2 separate regions of the Mus musculus genome follow, and region 2 is linked to region 1. A link is a loop called in an ENCODE intact Hi-C map of the cell type or tissue named here. Cell type or tissue: heart. All regions are shown on one strand.

Region 1 (2,500 bases):
CCTCATCTCCCTTCAGGTCTCAGCTTAAAAGTTATATCCAGGAAGGCTTTCCTGAGCACCTAGGTCAGGTCCTCTGGTCATATATTCTGTTGCACCTTGCAAGTCCTCTTTTAAGGCTAACCACAGCTATAATTTATCATTTATGTGGTATTTCTTTCCTGTACTTCACGTACTTGAACTCCAATCCTACACTCTTTGGAGTTTTAGATAGAGTACAGAGCGTGACTCCCACTTCTGAAACTTGAAAGGCTAGGAGCTAGTTATCAGATCATCTTGCTTGCTAAGTAAGGACGTGGATTCATGGTGAGATTTAGCCAATCAGGGCACCTCGCAGGGGCTCTCAATTAGTGCTGGTGTTTAAGATCATTAGGGACTCCACTCTAGGCTTCAGGAATTGCAGAACTGTGGCAAAGCAGCAGTCAGGAGTCAGTTCCATATTGTGCTTACTAGTTGAGGAAAGGTGTGGCCAGTTTCCAGAGCAGGGATGGCCCTCTCCTGTAATGCTGGTTGTGTATACACACACACACACACACACACACACACACACACACACACACACACACACACACACACAGTAGTCCACCTGTTTACTCAATCTTTCAGGTGAATCCATGAGCTCTCTAACAGCCTTCCAACACCCCTCCCCATTCTCCTTTCTGAAATCAGCTGGTTTCTGTTGCCTGAAATCAAGAATTGACAAGGTTATCAAAGTTGGCTAAAATTATTAAGGGCCCTACACACAATCAGATTGTACACCAGAAAGGTCCTCCAAATAGCTAGGCTGCTCAGTCATCCTTGTAACCCCAGCACTGAGTGCCAGAAGAATACGTATTAAAGAGGAAATGAACTATGGTCAAGAACACATTTTATCACAGTTAAAAGCTTATTGGGCTACTCTACTGAGGGAACGAACATTGCTATCAGTATTGAAGACACGGTTCCAGGTCTCAAGGCCAGGACGCTAAGATCCGAAGGAAAGGACAGGCAGAATTTCACAGAACTGTGGGATAGATAAGGTACGCACAGGACAGAAAGCAGCTAGTTCTCGACTAAGAAGCACCTATTAAAGGCATCTTACGGGATGCTCATAACCGGTGGAAAAGGGCAGCCAGTGGAGGGTTGCGAACTCCGACGGTGGCTAGAGGTTCCCGGCAGGAGTCGCAGCTAGCCCGCTCTCCAGGTCGCCCGCACAACGGCACTGACCTGCAGGCGCGCCACGCAGCAGAACACGGCCGAGGGGTTTCGCAGGTGGATCCTCTCGGTCAGGAGATTGCTGCCGTAGGCGAAGTACAGGAATGTCTCCCCCTCCTGGCCCGCATGGCCCTCACAGTCGGAGCTCGCCATGTCCACTTATCCACGCCAGCAGCGTCAAGCACAGAGAAGCCGGACTAGCGCTGCTAAAAAGAGCAGTGCGCCGCCACCCACGCGGTAGTGCAGAGCGGCGGGCGGAGCCGCACAGAGAGCGCGCTGAGGATTGGCTGCCGGCTTGCCGGCGTGAGCTAACTACCAGGATTGGCCTGTCTACAGCTCCTCCCGCCCACTGACGTCGCTTTTCTATTGGATGCATCCCTCGGATGTACGGCCCCCTGCCTGAGGCGCCGCTGATTGGCGAGTCTAACGGACAGCCCGAGAGTGGCTACTGGCGACTGTGTTTTCCCCACCTGGCGGCGATTGCCCAGGTCAACCAGTGGTGCGGTAGGCTCTGCGCCTGGTATAGAGGAGACAAGTCTCAAATTGCTGTCGGCCTAGCCTGGATCTTGCGGCAGTTCTCCTGCCTCAGCCTTCCTGGAATGGGAAGGCTGATCCTACAAGTTTTCTTAGGATCACTACCTGAAGTTGCCTCACTGCATACCAGGGTAGTCTTTCTCCCACGTTCAGATCCGGACATGCCATTTGCTAGCCAGTTGACTCTGTTCATCGTTGCAATCTATTTCCTCTTTTTAAAATAGAACGACACAAAACACCCATGTTGTTGCTCTTGAAATGAAGATAGGAGAGCAAACTGAAGGTCTAGAGCAATGACTGCCGTTGGCCCTCAGAAATTAATCTAAATTCAACTCCACACTGACAGGTGCCAGAATTCCTGGAGAAATGACTGAATCTTAGGTCAAAGCTGGGAGTGAAAATTACCTCTTGAAAGAACAATAATCCAGAAAATGAGAACCCCAAGATGAACAAGGTCATTCCTAAAAGACCATTCACTAGACAAAGCGAGAACAACTTAAGGAGCAGAACGACTGGAAACTCTAAAATGATCCCTAAATGTATGTCATTCCCTTCAGGAAGTAAACCAAATTAAAACAGAGAAGAGAACCATATTGCCATGCCATCAGTGGCTAACACTTCATCACTTTTAAAAAGTGGGTATTTAAGAAAATGAGTGTTCTGCCTTTCTAGTACCAACTGTATTTTTGAAAACCAAATAGCTGATGAGGAAGCAATTCTTTGCTTTTTTAAAAAAAAGTATACTGGCTAAATGCAGGAAATGGGGGTACTGGGA
Region 2 (2,500 bases), 59 kb before region 1:
AGTGCTCACCTCTCTGCTCCCCCGCAACCCCCAGTGTGAACAGCTGTCTCACGCTCCTGCTACCATGCCATCCTTAGCGGCATGGACGAGGCATGGACAGTAGCTTCAAACCGTGAGCCTAGATAAATCCTTTCCTCCTTCCGCTACTTTTCTCAGGTCTTTTGTCCCAGCAAAAGAATAAGTAACTAACACTACGTTAGCAAGGTCTCATGAGTATGGGGAGGCAAGAGTACACAGCAGGGTAATTCAACCTGCTCACAAATAAAGATAGTGGGAAGTGAAGGGTTAAATGGCCTATAAGAGAGATGGGGGGGGTACCCAAAAGCCATATCTGTAACACCCACTTACTAAGTGGGAGGATTCCAGGTTTCTAGAGACAAGCCATCTGGGGCATGGATGCCAAGTCCTGATGTGAGGAATGATAAGAGGCAGCTGCACGGATGAACAGCAGTGCAAGGGGAGGGGAGGAAGGTGGGGAAGGGGAGGGAGGGGAGAAAGGAGGAGGGTGGGAAGGAAGGAGGAGGGAGGGGAGGAAGGAGGAGGGAGGGGAGGAAGGGGAGGTGCCTTTGGGCCAGGCGTGTGAAAGCTGGGCCTGTTTTGAGGGGACTTCTGGCACCTTCAGCTAAGCTGAGAGTAGGTGGCAAAGCCTGCTTCATCCCTGTGGTGGGCCCGGGTTTGTGGAAATAGCTGGGAGAGATTTAATTCACCTTTTAAATAAAGAAGTGCTTTTCAGTTCTGAGTTCATAACCCGTGCAACCTCGGCAATAATGACCAGACCCAACCCTCAAAAATGACTCAAAATGTTACCAGATTACTGTCAGTGTGGTGTTCTGCTTCAGGGCCTGCGCAAGGCTCTTCCCTCCCTCCGGAGAGATGCCATTGAATGCAAGACTAGAAAGGAAGACACAGGGGACGGATTATTACAGGCCTGTCCATGGTTGGCCTTGCCGTCGACACTCAGTCACCTGGGAAGTATCTGTCTGCACACAGCACCAGGCAGGAAGCGGGGTGCTTGGCCCAACAGCAGGAGCCTGAGGGTCTGAAAAGACCTTGTAGAAACAAAGGGAGAACTCCAGGGTTTGCATCTGAGCTGACGGCCAAGGGATCCTGGTGCTCTGAAAGAGGACTGTGCCAGGCTTGTATGTGTGAGGGCATTCACAGGGCTGCTCAGACCATCTGAGAGTTTCAGAAACCCATGGAGTCTTGGACTCCTTTCCATGGTAGAGCCTATAAGACTCTAAGACTCCAAGGCTCTGGGGTCAGGCAAGGACACTAATGGATGGCTGTTCACAGGAAGGGAGGGCCCCCTCTGTCCTAGAGTCATTTGAGAAAGAGGAAGGAACGGGAACCTGCCTGCCAGTGTCCCTTCCGTTTTATCTGGGCTTGAATATTGCTCCTAGCCTCTGCCCCTACAAAGGGTGCCACATGGAGAAACTGAGGGGCTTCAGGTGTCCCGTGTCATCCTGTTGTTCACTGGGCACTTAAGAATAATGCACTTGACCAAAAACTCACACCCACTGAGGAAAACTTCAGCAAGAGAAGCCAAGTGCCAATCAATGTTGCCCTAGTAGAAAAGACAGGCACCCCCTCCCAACAGTTCCTCCCCAGGTCCCTGGAGCCCATATCTCAGAAGGCACGTTACCTGAGAGTGGTCAGGCTGGGGTGGTCCTTCAATGCCTCTGCGAAGGCCTTTGCCCCTTCGTCTCCAATCTGATTACCCCACATCCTGAAAGCAGAGGTAAGAAAAGGACTGTTCCGCGGCCACACCTCCAGCTGATGACAGCTGCCCTCTTGGTTCATTCTCAATAGGCAACTCCCAGAGCAGTTACCTCAGGCCCAGCCTGCAGCTGCCTAAGAAGCCAGCCCTGGGCTACAGTTACAGAGAGCTGTGAAAACAGCAACAGCCTTAAGTCCAGAGAGGCAGATCAGCAGGTTGCGCAGCTCGCAGCTCGAGACCAGCCTCTCTGAACTTTGAGAAGGCTCCAGTGGGAGACACTCAGCCAGCAACTGCCCTAGAAAGAAAATCCCAGGCCACTCTGAAGAGCTGTGCACAGGAGTTAGATGTTCACCCTGGATCAACTGAGGTAGCAAACGGATGGCCACTGGAGATGATTTTGGCCTCCCAGGAAGCCAAGAACTGGAGCTGTGGCTGAAACCTCACCAGCAACCTTACTTGTATGTGGCAAGAATGTTGCCAACCAGGGCCTGAGTTCCACTTCAGTCTCGGTGGATAATTAGAACACTGAAGCTGATCTCCCTGGCCAGGCAGACCTCTCAGAGGGCAAAATAAACAATCTGCCTAGTGAAAGTCTCACATCGAGCTCTGCCTCTGGGAAGAGAAATCTCAGTGGAGAACCCGCCTCCATCAGATGGACCTATAGGAAACTCTGTAAGGCTGGAGAACCCGCCTTCATCAGATGGACCTATAGGAAACTCTGTAGGGTGTGTTCTTGAGGTATGTAAGAAGGCAGGCCGGAGTGAGCCCCAGAAGCTAGCCAGT

What was found. Peaks named below come from ENCODE experiments on the same cell type or tissue, not always from the same donor. Only the 100,000 strongest peaks of a DNase experiment are listed, where the experiment ranks them.
Region 2: it touches region 1 in a loop (1.9-fold over the local background); 4 of 42 quality-filtered maps call a loop at or near these places.

The regions. Positions count from the first base shown.
Region 1 is chr6:54,991,492-54,993,991 of GRCm38, forward strand. Ggct (gamma-glutamyl cyclotransferase) reads right to left here and starts at 1,376. Exons shown (of 4, transcript NM_026637.3): 1 at 1,204-1,376. The coding sequence starts at 1,344. RefSeq lists an enhancer at 1,591-1,620 and a cis regulatory region at 1,601-1,610. In heart, CTCF peaks have their summits at 1,346 (motif pointing left) and 1,648; a DNase peak (open chromatin) is centred at 1,480; H3K4me3 peaks cover 1,534 bases; H3K27ac peaks cover 1,152 bases.
Region 2 is chr6:54,932,753-54,935,252 of GRCm38, forward strand. Nod1 (nucleotide-binding oligomerization domain containing 1) reads right to left here. Exons shown (of 12, transcript NM_172729.3): 8 at 1,643-1,726; 9 at 808-891. Among named protein-coding and RNA genes, the nearest start is that of Nod1, 39 kb to the right of the region's middle. In heart, no CTCF peak of the experiment used is centred here; a DNase peak (open chromatin) is centred at 1,299.